2 separate regions of the Homo sapiens genome follow, and region 2 is linked to region 1. The links are chromatin contacts, found by Hi-C in ENCODE. All regions are on one chromosome and are shown on one strand. Each heading gives the region's core, a stretch centred on a gene start or an enhancer-like site at or near the end of the contact. The rest is flanking DNA. Distances are from core to core; before and after follow the strand shown.

The links. Hi-C counts contacts between places; a loop is a spot of excess contacts on that map.
Region 2: a map of Caco-2 shows a loop between it and region 1 (2.6-fold over the local background). The contact joins the promoter of JCAD here to the promoter of SVIL in region 1. A Hi-C loop is called at or near these places in 1 of 168 maps with a recorded cell type or tissue (Caco-2).

Annotation. Positions count from the first base shown.
Region 1 is chr10:29,630,883-29,637,826 of GRCh38, forward strand. It overlaps SVIL (supervillin), which reads right to left and starts at 4,089. Exons shown (of 38, transcript NM_021738.3): 1 at 3,538-4,089. RefSeq lists a silencer at 3,898-4,192.
Region 2 is chr10:30,055,402-30,062,345 of GRCh38, forward strand. It overlaps JCAD (junctional cadherin 5 associated), which reads right to left and starts at 4,185. Exons shown (of 4, transcript NM_020848.4): 1 at 4,081-4,185. It overlaps LOC101929256 (a long non-coding RNA gene), which reads left to right and starts at 3,437. Exons shown (of 4, transcript XR_001747405.2): 1 at 3,437-3,625. RefSeq lists an enhancer at 1,306-1,843 and a silencer at 4,128-4,297.

The sequences.
Region 1 (6,944 bases), core at 2,839-5,338:
TTCAAACAACTCACATTTCTGGATTGCCCACTGGGCTAGACCCTGGGGGTGGTAAGAGAAGTGAGACCCAAGCACCTCACTGGGTACCCTGCTGCCAAGGAAAGGGCCACCAGGACCTAGTGACTGCAGCCCTAGAGTACAGGCTGGAGTCGAGGCCCAGGAGGCCAGAGGCATGTCAGAGGAAGCTTCTGGCACATCTCCTTTGATATTGCTTCCCTGGCAGGCAAGAGAAGACAACATTTTGGGGAGACTTGCCAACAGAACTCCAGGGGCATGAAAGACCCTGAAGGGGAGGCTACAGAGCCCAGGCTTTTGCATGTAAGCAGTGAGGAACGATGAGGGTTTGGCCCTGGCCGAGTGCAAGATGAGATCTTTGTTTAGGAAGGTCATTCTGTGGCTAGACCAGACGGAGGAGAAACCGAGGGCCAAGGGATCCATTAAGGGCAAAGCAGTAGCCCAGGTAAGAGATGGCGAGGCGAGGCCAGGCGCGGTGGCTCATGCCTGTAATCCCAGCACTTTGGGAGGCCGAGGTGGGCAGATCATGAGGTCAGGATTTCGAGACCAGCCTGACCAACATGGTGAAACCCCATCTTTACTAAATATACAAGAATTAGCCGGGCGTGGTGGCGGACACCTGTAATCCCAGCACTTTGGGAGGCCGAGGTGGGCAGATCATGAGGTCAGGATTTCGAGACCAGCCTGACCAACATGGTGAAACCCCATCTTTACTAAATATACAAGAATTAGCCGGGCGTGGTGGCGGACACCTGTAATCCCAGCTACTCAGGAGGCTGTGGCAGGAGAATCCCTTGAACCCGGGAGGCAGGGATTGCAGTGAGCCGAGATTGTGCCATTGCACTCCAGCTTGGCTGACAGAGTGAGACTCCATCTCAAAAAAATAAAAAATAAAAAAGATGGCGAGGCTTAAGAGGAGGTGGTGGGGCAGAGGCCTCGGGGACCTAAAGGGAGAGGAGTCAAGGGTGACCAGAAGATTCCTAGTTGAGTCACAAATCAATGAAGCCCAGAACTGCTGGAAAGTTCTAGACCTACGGATACTCCCAGTCACAGCAAGGCACCCTGAGATCAGCGCTTTAACATAAAATTGCAATGAGTGTCCTAAAATCCCAGGCAGCTGCAGATTCAGGAGATGATTCCAAGGCTGCCTTTGTACCCTAACAATCACAAGGCTCCTAGCAGCTTACTCTCCATAACGCTCCATGTAGCCCGAGAGCCCTGCATGCTGGAGCTCACCAGACATCCTTATAAAAATCCCAAGGGCCCTTTCCTTTGGATGCAATTCCTCAACTGTAGAATATTAAATAACTCGCCGGGTGTGGTGGCTCATGCCTGTAATCCCAGAACTTTGGGAGGCCGAGCGCTGGTAGATCACCTGAGGTCAGGAGTTCAAGACCAACCTGGGCAACATGATGAAACCCTGTCTCTACTAAAAATACAAAAATTAGCTGGGCGCAGTGGCATATGCCTGTAATCCCAGCTAGTAGGGAGGCTGAGGCAGGAGAATCACTTCAGCCCAAGAGGTGGAGGTTGCAGTGAGCTGAGATTGTGTCATTGCACTCCAGCCTGGGCAACAGAGCAAGACTCCATCTCAAAAAAAAAAAAAAGAAAAAAGAAAAAAAGAATACTATATAACCCCAGGTGTTGCCAAAGATGTTCACTCTGAATTGAACTCCAAAGTCTTCCAGAAGTCTGTTTATCACAAAACAGTCTGTCTCCAAAGTAGAAGCAAAGATAAAGAACTGTTTGTTGAATGGCTGACTGATGTCCACTGCAAGCTGAGCGCATTAACCAAATTTCACTTGGAAGACTATGCATGTGGCAAAATTAAATGCACCAATAGTACTAAATAAAGGTAGGCAGGAAGGCACCTAATGTACTACAATAGCTTGTATAACATCAGCCTCATCCAGTGATCAAGGTGACCAAATAAATTATCTTTAACACACACACACACACACACACAGAGTATAGACTCCAAAGTTTCCATTGTAAGACAAATTCTCTGACACTAGTGCACACTTGATGCCCTGGATCCTCAAGACATCACCGGGTGCCGGGTGCAGGGGCTCACGCCTATAATCCCAGCACTTTGGGAGCCCAAGGTGGGCGGATCACGAGGTCAGGAGTTCAAGATCAGCCTGGCCAACATAGTGAAACCCCGTCTCTACTAAAAATACAAAAAAAAATTAGCTGGATATGGTGCCAGGTGCCTGTAATCCCAGTTACTTGGGAGGTTGAGGCAAGGAGAGTCACTTGAACCTGGGAGGTGGAGGTTGCAGTGAGCCGAGATCGTGCCACTGCACTCCAGCCTGGGTGACAGCACGAGACTCCATCTCAAAAAAAAAAAAAAAAAAAAAAGACATCACTGGTTTTGGTGAGAAGAGACAGCACACATCTGCCTGGCACTGGGCTGCTCTTCTTTGGAGACAGAGGGTACAATTTATATCCTGCAGTTTTACTCAACAGGGGATACCACCAGCAGTTTGGCCAGGGTAATGCTGTATGGGACTGTCCCCTACACCATGTAAATTGGGCATTTACAATTCTTAACCACATCCTCCCAAATGCCAGTGAGTCATTGAGAAAACCTGAAACACCCCCATGCATTTTCAAACGCCCCCTAGGGTTGCCACACTATCTCCGGTGAAGAACCCTCGCAGTATTCACCGATGAAGTTCTTCTCTATAAATACTCTGTTTTCCTACCTGGTAAAAATAATGACTGCCCGTACTTGTCCATCTGATGTGGTATAAAGAAATAATCTTTTTTTTTTTTCAAAGAAGCAACACGTCAAATAAGCCTTCTATGTTCTAGAGTTCACTGCTGTTTTTCAGCAGAAACAAATCACTGAGCTAAATTACAAAGAGACCATAGCAATCTCCAGGGCTTTAAAAGGCTGATGCAGTATTTTTTCTTGGAGAATTTAAAAATAAAATGCAGTTCAAACTCTAGAACCTACAGTGAGGTTTTTCTCATAAATTCTGGAACATCGCAAGTTCTAGAAATCAAGCCCTGAAGAATGAGAGTACCAAGGCAAAGAACCCTCAGAACAAAGATTATGCAAAAGGATCACTGGTGATTTTCTATTTTTACATGAATTATAATGGCAGTGAAATAAAACTTGCCCTTCTGAACTCCACCCCCATACTTGTGCTACGATTATTAAAGTACGTTGCATTGTGAATATACTTTAATTCCAAGACTTTAAGTGCTAACATTTAGACAGAATGTACTAAGTTATATTAATCAAATTTTTAGTATTAAACCTTTCTCTACCATAAAGTAAATCCTTTAAAAAAAAAAAAAAGTCCAATCCTTCTCAACCCAAGAAATATGCCCAAGGGTATCTACAGGAATGGCTGCAGTAACTGGCAAACGCTGGCAGGAATTTTCCAATGACTGAAGTCAACAAATCCTCAGGAAACATGCTCAGACAGATGGCACTTAAAAAAAAGCAAAAACAAAAACAACAAAAAAAAACCTACTGCATTTAGATTTATAGGAAGATTTTTCACTTACTTCAAATTTCTGTATAATCCTCGTTCCTCTAAGTTAAAGGGGGAAAGAAAATCACACTGCAATTCCTTATTTTTCTAATTTAAAAAACAAAACAAAACACGTTATACCCTCGAATCCAGCTTTTGATGTCTTCGAGTATTTTCTTGGAGTCTCTTTCCAATGAATACTACTTTCAAATTCTAAGCACAAAGTAAAATCCCAAAAGTTAGCCCAAATAGCGTTGTACAAAATCAAAGATCACGATGTCAGCAAGCAACTGCATCTATCAGAAGCGATGATGATTCAGAACAGGATAAATTTAGAATGGTGTTTTCCAAAAGGCTTTTTGGATGTCAAATTCAGGAAACAGGTAAAGGCTACATCCCAAAAGTTCCTCTCCAAAAAGAACGCCAAAATATTAATAAAAAGAGTCTTCTTTTTGAAGTTTTTCGTCCCCTAGTGTCCTCGAGGCTGAACTTCCCCAACCTGGCCTCGGTGGAGCCATCCATTACTGGGCAAATCCACATGAAACCTGAGGACACTTCAGCCTGGGGAGGACGCAGTCAGAGCAGTGAAGCAACTTCACATGGGACGGGCCTTTTATGGCCTGAACTCGAGAGCCTTGATACCAGCTCATCTACCAGAAATAGCCCTGGAAATTCAGAGGAGCCCATCAGCTGTTGCAGCAGGCCTGGCCAGCAGCTACTTCAAATGCAATTAGGTTGTCCACACTGTCTTTCAGCTTGTTGTATAGAGAAATTAAAAATACAACAGCAGTCTACTGAATAAGCTACAACAATACAGATTTGGATGAGCAAACATTTCTCTAACTTAGTTTTTTTAGGCTAAAAAAAGAGCACACAATCGTTGACAAAGCTCAGACACTGAACACCCCAAAAGTAAGTAACAGACATATATACAATGAATGCCCGAAAAGTAACTAACAGACATACACATCTATGAAACAGCATGATATAATGGCACATGTCTCTACAAGTTTACAAATTCTGTAACCTCTGTGGATTTCTTCCCACTTCCAATAACTGTAGAAAATGAATCATCAGAAGAAAGCATTGTGCTGGAAGTACTTTCTCGAAAATGACACAAATATTTTCTCTTAAAGCCAAAGTCAGTCCTCTGAACTGGCAAGATCTATCTTCCTATGGCTCTCAGGTAGCTCACCTCACTGAAAAACCAGATGAACCTAACCTAATGAAAAAAATATTAACTATGAAGCACAACCACTTCTTAAATGGCCATATGCATTTTTTTAAACATTAAAAGGCCACTGACATGTTGAATACACTCAAACAAATATCACAACCCTGTTTACAAAATACTTACAATTGTAGGTCTCTGTCCCTGTCGGTACCAAGAACAGAGAGTCTTAATTGTCTGCACCAACTTCAGTATAAACCACAAACCCCATAAGACTTGGGCTGGAGTACAGCAAAAGCTGTGTGCTGCGCGGGGCCTCCCAGTGGTATGCCTCTGGGTGTCAGGGTTCTCAGACCACCAGCTGCTTCGGCCAGCACAGGAGGCCTCTCAAAGCAGGATCTAAATTCCTGTTACTAATTAACCCTACAGAACAATGCCTCTCCCTAAGAGGACAGTCCTGAGGCCAGGTGAAAAGATGACAGGTATAATAATTAAACATTGGCTTCATGACTGTTTTGTGCTAGGGGTATTTGTCCCAGTCAACTGTTTTTTTTTTTTTTTACCCATCTCAAGATAACAAACAAACAAAATTTCATAGCATGGCTTTTGCATCCTAATCTCAGTCCTGACCCTGATCTTCTTTTCCCTTGGACCATATTGGCTTTTTCCTCATTTTAAAGTTTATTTGATCTTGTTTTACGTATTTTTATAAGCTGTGGTAAGCCCCTCCCTAGAGAAAAGTAGGGCAAAAATAAATAAAAACTTACATGAAACAGTTCACTATTTGGGTCTTCTCTGTAAAGAGAAGATAGGAGGAGAAAATGAATCACTGTTACCACAATAGTGCTATTTCCTTCCTAAAAAAAGATTCACTCCCACAAAATAAACATCAGTCTTTTGTGTGCCTCTTAAGTTTTTGCACACTGCTTCCCCATAGCAACCAAACTGTCCTAGATTAATACACTGGAGTCTAATAGGGTAAATCTCCTTCGTCACTTCTTTTATATATCCTTTCTGTCTTTGATTATTTAAATCCCAGTTAATTCTTCCTGTGCAATCCATTTACTTTCCTAATTTTTTTGCTATCTGCCTGGCTTAGAAGACTCATCATACTCACTTCTTTCCAATGATGATAATCATGAATTGGAAGAAAAATCAACACACAAAAGATGTCAATTGTCCCCAAACTGATCTACAGATTAACAAAATTCCTATCAAAATCTTGCAAGGTTTTTTTGTTTTGTTTTGTTTTGTTTTGTTTTTTTGAGACATGGTCTTGCTCTGTTGTCCAGGCTGGAGTAGAGGTGTGCAATCATGGCTCACTGCAGCCTCAACCTCCCCAGGAGGCAGTCCTCCTGCCTCAGCCTCCTGAATATCTGGGGCTACAGATGTGCACCACCACACTGGGCTAATTTTTTAATTTCTTAGTTTTTGTAGAGATGGAGTCTCATTAGGTTGGCCAGGCTTGTCTTGAACTCCTGGGCTCCAGCTGTCCTCCCACTTCGGCCTTCTTAAGTGCTAGGATTACAGGTGTGAGCCACCCTGCCTGGCCTCACAGTGATTTTTGGCAGATATTCTAAAATTTATAGTAAAGGTACAGGCCCTAGAATAGCTAAAAACCATCTTGAAAAAGAAGAAAAAAGTTAGTCTGGGCGTGGTGGCTCATGCCTGTAATCCCAGCACTTTGGTAGGCCGAGGCGGGTGGATCACCTGAGGTCAGGAGTTCGAGACCAGCCTAATGAACATGGTGAAACACTGTCTCTATCAAAAATACAGAAAAATTAGCCAGGCGTGGTGGTGCACACCTGTAATCCCAGTTACTAGGGAGGCTAAGGCAGGAGCATCGCTTGAACCCAATCCTGGGAGGCAGAGGTTGCAGTGAGCCAAGATCATGCCACTGCACTCCAGCCTGGGCCACAGAGTGAGACTCCGTCTCAAAAGAAGAAAAAAGTTAGAGCAATGAATCTATCCCATATTAAGGCCTACTGGATAACTACAGTAATCAAGACAACACAGCATTGGCAAAAAGAGAGACACATAACATAGATCAGTGGAACAGACTGGAGAACCCAGAGACAGGCCCACATGAATATGCCAAACTGATTTCTGTGCCATTCAACAAACAGTGCTAGAGCAATTAGACACCCCTAGGCAAAAGCAATGAGCTTCTACCCAATCCTCATTGTGGTACATCCATACCATGGAATACTACTCAACAATAAAAAGGAACAAATTATTAGTACGTTCCACGACCTGGATAAGAATCCAGG
Region 2 (6,944 bases), core at 2,935-5,434, 420 kb after region 1:
AAACCAGAATGGAGTATGTTGCTAACTGACACGTAGGTTTTTAATGCTTTCCACAGATTTTTTCCTAAGGGTAGAATTGTGTATTTTACTATGAACAATAGAATTGCTATTTCCCTTTCCAGTCTTAATTATTAAATAACGCAACAGTCCCAGTTGAAGTCCTGGGACACCAAGTTCTCACAGACTGCTGTTACCATACCACACGTGTGATGACCAACTCTGCCAAGGCAGTCAAGTTGTTAAAATCTCACAAGATGTAAAAAATCATACTTAATCTGTGAAGTAATCATTTTAGGAGGACATCCTTAGGTTTCTTTAAGGTGACAAAAAACAAATGAGTTGGAAAACTTGTGTCTAAGATCAAAAGGACCTTGGAACATTAATCTTGCTGGGGTGGATTGGTATTAAGGCATTTGTTCAAAAAAAGAGAAAGAAAAAGAAAAAAGTCCCCAACATTATGCACTGAATTTTTTTCCTAAGTATTATCCCTTCTGACTCCTCTTTTTTTTCTTTCCACAACTAATGTGAACACACACACATGCACTTACACACACTCTTTCTCCTGTCTTCTCTTTCACCTCTAAATTCTGTGTCACACAATTATTGCTTTGGCTAGCAATATTTTTATGAGACCTTAAGTACCTCATTAACATTTCTGAAAGATTAGAAGTCATTAAGAAAGGACTCAAACTGGATAAGATTTTTAAATCTTTTGGAATTTTTGGCTATTTGCAAAAATAGCTGTAAAACATCATCATAGGTTAGAGTTTTATTCCCTTATCATCATGTATGTCAAGCTCCACATGTAAAGATACCTTAAATATTCCATTAAACTTACCCTTCTTTTGGTTTTGTTTTTAAATATCTTCAGAATAAAAAAAAGCCAAGTCTTTATCAAAGTGTTTGACTTAAATTATTTCATATGATCTTTACATTTCTATTTATTTCCTAAGTACAAAAGTCATGTAAAGTGATTTCAAAAGTAAACACTGCAAAACTCAGTGCTTAAGTAAAAAGGAAAAGTTCCTAGTAACCCCACTGTGCCAAGAGATAACCAGTAGCAACAATCTGGTTTCTGTTTCTCTAACTATTCTTCCTACACAGACAAGTTGCTTGCTTTTTTTTTTTTCTTTCCTTCTTTGGAATGTATCTTGGTGCTTCTTCCTAATAGTATCTAAATTCTTTCATTTACATACAGAAAAAACAATCTTTACAGGTAAACTATAAAGACAACCAATAAGCCCAAAACTATAAGGATACTTCACGATCTGATAACAAATCTGCCAGCCTATTGATTTAACCAGGCTATTCCCAAGCATATCTATAGAAAGTTGTTGGGAAAGATATTTGGTTATAGATAATCCAAATTTTTAACAAGACATCTTCAATTCAAATCAAGATAATTGAGGTTTTAGTATCTGGGGGAGGGGTTCCTGTATTTTTCTAAACACCATTTAGTGTTTAAAGCATATATCAAAGCCCAACACCTCCCCTCCCTGGGCTGCTGGCGTTTGCAAGTCAGTGGACCTCAACATTCCTTCCATCAGCAGGCCCTTGAAACAAAGCACAAGAGCAAGGTTTTAATGAGAGAGATAACCCTTCTCATCCAAAGGAGGAAAAACAACATCTGTTAAAAACCCAAGTAAACTGCAGTAATGGGTTCAGCAATAGGCCCAGAGGACTTCAGAGAGATAGTCTTTGCTTATCAAAATAAAAAACACAATAGAACAATTGTTTCACTCCAACGCTCTGTGTTCTAAACGCTCTCCAGATTAATTAGCATGGAGTTTCGCCAAGCTCATTAAAAGAAAAACTAAGGACTCCTAAGGATGACTGGTGTTTACTGTCCTCCCAAACTGGCCAGTGAGAACTTGGGGGAGCCACAGACTTCTGGGCTTTCTGTACTGATAACATTTCTAGGATTTATTTTTAAATTGCATGTTAAAAATTAGACTACAAGAATCTTTTCATATTTACTTTTTTTAAGTGAAAAAATTGGTCCTTATTTATTTTCCTTGTGTACCTCCAACCCTGCTACATTTTATAGCTGCCGAACAATAGACCACAGGCTTCTGGAATCTGTGACCACTCGATGAGCTATTTGATAACCCTGATGACTTTGTCAAGTCATCCAGAGCATGTGGACACTCAGGCCAAACTTCTTTTTTCCCCGAAACAGGCTTTCTCCACCCACCCAAATCCCCTAATTCTCCTGGGCCTGCCAAGGGCCTGACCTTCCAGTCTCTGCAGCAAAGGGTGAAGTTTTACAGGAGGAAGGCCCAGCAGATTAAAGGCCTCTGTTCAACAAATATTTGCTCGCCCACTCCAGGCGGAGTAACAGTTTCTTACATGCTGCATGCCCACAGTGACACTTAGAGACTTCAGGAAGCTTGTTAAGCTGGTGACTAAGAATTAGACACCTAATGTCAAGGTAAATAATTAAGTCCCAATCCACAGACGTTATGGAAAACCAAACCACTTTAACAAACTCCCAATGTCACACGAAAACCAACACAAGTCCAATGAAATAGAATCTGCATATGATTTCCAAAAAAGCCTGTATGCATTCTTGCTTTGCCGGGTGGTCTTAAAATTCTAAAATGAACTGACATTCCCAAAGTTTTACCTGTACAGCCCATGACCCTCAGTTCACACCATGCAGACTGCCTTTTTTTGCCAGAGCATTTCTGGCTGCCCGAATCCTACCCATCAGGCCCCTTCCCCCAAATCCCTGTATTTTGCAACCCTAGCCCTCAATCTCTGGGTTATCTATTCCTTGTAAATCTGAAAAGACAAAAGACCGGAGAAGGAAAACAAGTTGTGGGAGAAACATCACATTAAACTGTCAGGACAGGAAACCCTGGGAGTTGTGTGGTCTGCACCGCCCCACCCCTCTCCCCAAGACTAAGACCAAGCTACTAGATTTGGGGAGGGAATGAGGACACGGGAGGCGGGTGGAGTGCGTGCGGGGGTGGGAGAGTGGGTGTAGGTGTGGGGAGGTGATGTGCCCAAGCTAATTCCCCCAAGGCCTCTCTACTCCTTAAGCGCGTGGATGACCAAACACCAGGGCATGCCCAGGTAGCGCTGGCCTAAAGTTCTCGTTTTTATTTTCTTCTTCAGTAGTGAAATCACAGCTTCTTTACAAATGCCCAGAAGAATCCCAGGCGCTCTGCTTCTTGACGGAAGCGAGAGGGGCGCTTTTTAGCAGCTAGTGCTGGGCCCCACTGTGGCCAGGGCATCGAGGCAAACCCTGGCATTTTGGGGGTGAACGGACCCCGACTGGAGACGGGGGAAGTAGAGGGTGCCCGCGGAGATCTGAGCGCAGAGACCCTAGGAGGGCGGGTTCCAGATCCCATAAATGAGATAATTAACGGGATTTACAGCACTCCTAGGCGGGGCTCCTGCCCTTCTCCCATCCCACGCGCAGCCAGGAGCCGGGCGGCCCCGGGCACTCGCTGGGAGGCAGCTGCGATTAGCGCCCTAATCCCCAGCGCAGACCGCGCAGAGACCGGAGCGGGAGCGGGGCCGCGGCGGGAGCCCCCCACCGTCCCGGGCAGTCCAGACGGCCGGGGCAGCGTGGGAACTGGGACCTCGGGGACCCAGCGCGGCGGCTGTCAGCTCTGGGGTGAGGTCCGCGAGATCTGGGCGCGAGGGCGCGGGAGGGGTTGGTGGACACAGGCTGGGGAGGGCGACTTCGAGAGGGGAGTGAGTGACCCCGGCCCCCCAGGCCCTCCGCGCGCCGAGGGGCGACGCGAGCGCTAACGCCAGCCGCGGCCCGCGGTGCCCGCCCCGGGACCCCCGCGCTCCGAGCGGGGCACCTGAGGGGAGGGGACGCCCCTCCCGGGCTGGCAGGCGCCCTCCACCCCGAGGCTGCCGGGCTAGGCACCGCGCGGGGGGCCCAGGCGGGGCTGCGACTGGGGGTGCAGACATCCCCCACCGCCAGGGTGGCTGGAACCGGAGCGACGTCCCAGCTGGAGAAGTTGGGGGGAGTGCGGGAGGCTGCGGGTGAGGCCCGCGAAGCGCCGTGGGAGCGGCCCTAATGGACGGTGGGAGCCAGGAGGGTTAGACGCCGGGACTTACCGAGCGGCTCCCTCATGCCGCCTCGCGCCGCCACCGCCGCCGCTCCGGCCGGCCGGGGACCAGCGCGACCCGCCCCGCCTGCAGCCGCCGAGGCCGAGCATGCCCGGAGAACCGCCGTCCGCCCCGCCCACCGCCCGGGCCCGCCCCGCCCACCGCCCGGGGCTGCCTCCTCTGCGCTGAGGGCGGTATCCAGGCCACGAGCTTCCTAGGCTTTTGGGGTCCGCCTGCGTGGGTCGCGCAGAAGGCACAAGTGAGCTGACCACCATTCCCTCTTTTCTTGTCACTTGGGTTTGGGCCACGTCAACCCTGTGGAAATGTCCAAAGACACACACACTCTCACAGATACACAGAAAGCAAACATATTCATATCACACAAACACACAAAGATGTATGCAAACACACTCATATACACCCACACACAGATGCACACAAACACACTCACAGGAAACAGGCGCACACAAACACATATACAGGACACACAGGTGCACACACAGTCACAGACAAGTGCACACACACTCAAATACAGTCACACGCAGGTGCACACAAACACACCCATATACAGTCACGCACAGATGCAGCCAAACACACTGACACATATACATACATACATGGGAACACAGTATGGCTATACACACACACACACACACACACAAACGCACCCACATAACACATCGATATTATGAAGAGCAGAAAACAGTGATGGTGACAACAGCTTGGGATTTACTTCTTTCAAAAAAAAGTCTGAAGGAGTCTGGAAGCCACCTTCAGATCAGCTGGCCCATACTCTCCTGTGGCAGAGGAGGAAACTGATGACAGGAGCAGGATTTGCCTACAGGGCAGGGGTAGGAGGAGAGATAGGAGGAGGTCAGTGGGAGAGTTCAGACCAGAATGAACATTTGGGGTCATTTGGGTAACCCCAAACCCACTCCATATTTCTCTTACAGCGGGAAGGGGCAGAAAGATTAGACTGCTGCCTGGGTCTGCTCAGGGCGAACGTTTTCATAATTTTGGAAGGCAGACAGAAGACAAAAAATGTGAAATATTGCTGATGCATTGGGGAGAGACAGGGAATGTTAGTTAAGTCCACCCAGACAAAACATGGATGGCACAGCAGACTGGTGACCTTGCCAAATTAGTTTTCAGAAAACTACTTAGCCACATCATGATTTTAGGACTGTATTTGCTGTCGAAACACCAATAACTAACTTTTTTTGCTCTATTACCACATCTGAGCCCTTCCTATGTATTATTTCTTTTAATCCTCATCACAGTTTGATGATATGGGCACCACTTTACAGATGAGGAGTGGGCTCAGGGACGGGCACAGATGGCAAGCTGCAGAATCTAGCCCAAGACCCTCGCTCTGAACCACCAGAGCAAGGTCGTTTCTTTGTTCTCTTGAATCATATGTTCCTCATGGTTAGTAGCAACGTATAATCTAACACAGCATAAAAGCTAAACACACTATTGCTGGAAAAGAACGAACAATGTAATTGAATGTTGTATTGTGCATTATCAGGAGTGCGTGGGAGGAAACCAGATGGTGGCGATAGGAGCAGGCAGCATGATTAGGGGCTCGAGAACCAGGTAGCTCAGGTCCCGGGCTTGGCTTCTCTGCCACTTTCTAGATGTGGTACTTTACTTCTGTTAGCCTCACTTTCCTCTCTAACAAAGTGGGGGTAATGATGGTTTGCATCTCATAGGAGAGTCATGAGAATTCAATGAGATGATGCCTTCTTATCACTTAGTTCAGGTACATGTAATAGTCAAGAAAATGGTGGCCGGGCATGGTGACTCATGCCTGTAATCCCAGCACTTTGGGAGGACAAGGCAGGCGGATCACCGGAGGTCTGGAGTTCGAGACCAGCCTGGGTAAGATGGTGAAACCCCATCTCTACTAAAAATACAGAATTAGCCGGGCGTGGTGGCAGGTGCCTGTAATCCCAGGTACTCGGGATGCTGAGGCAGGAGAATCACATGAACCCGGGAGGTGGAGGTTGCAGTGAGCCAGGATCATGCCACTGCACTCCAGCCTGGGCAATAGAGTGAGACTCTGTCTCAAGAAAAAAAAAAAAAAGAAAGAAAAGAAAATAGTAGCTACTACCATTAACACTTGTACAGCTACTGCTGTTTGACTTGGAACCACCAGGGAAGACTTTGAAGGACAAGTGGATTGTGGCTAGGGAGAGACACAAAGGCTGGGAAAATAGGATTCGACAAAATTTAAAAGATAGAAAAGGAAATGCAGACTTTTTTTTTTTTTTCTGGGGAGTCACAGTTATTAACAGCAGTGATATTACTTCTTGTCAAAAAAGCATCATTCGATGATGGATTTCTTCAATGACTTATAGAATTCCTGTTTCTCCTCAATTTGCCAACTCAATGAAATAACTTTGTCCTGGGGTGGAGCACCTCTATGTGCCCAGCATGGTGCAGACACCTAGGGAGCCAAGTATTCCTGCTAGAACATTTATCAGTCAGTGAATTGAGATTAGGATGTGTTTCCCCACAGAACAATGTCATATTGTTGGGTTTCTAGGTCAACCCCATGGAAGTTTTATAATGTACCTAAGGGCTGTAGAGTTGCAAAACAACAGAGTAGGGTTGCAGTAAATCAGAAAACAACACTGATTCAATGCTAGGAGCTAAGCTAAACCAAACCAAATCAAGTTTAATAAGAAATTGTATTTTAGCAGAAAGGCTGGCAAAGGCAGATTCAATTAGGGGAATGTAATGGGATTGAAATACTGGAGATTCTAGAGAAGATGACTTCACAATTTCAAGATGCTTGTAGTTTCTTGACCCTGGCTCTTTATCCTAACATCCTCATTTCAAAATGTTTGGCTTCCGTCTTTCCTCAGTAC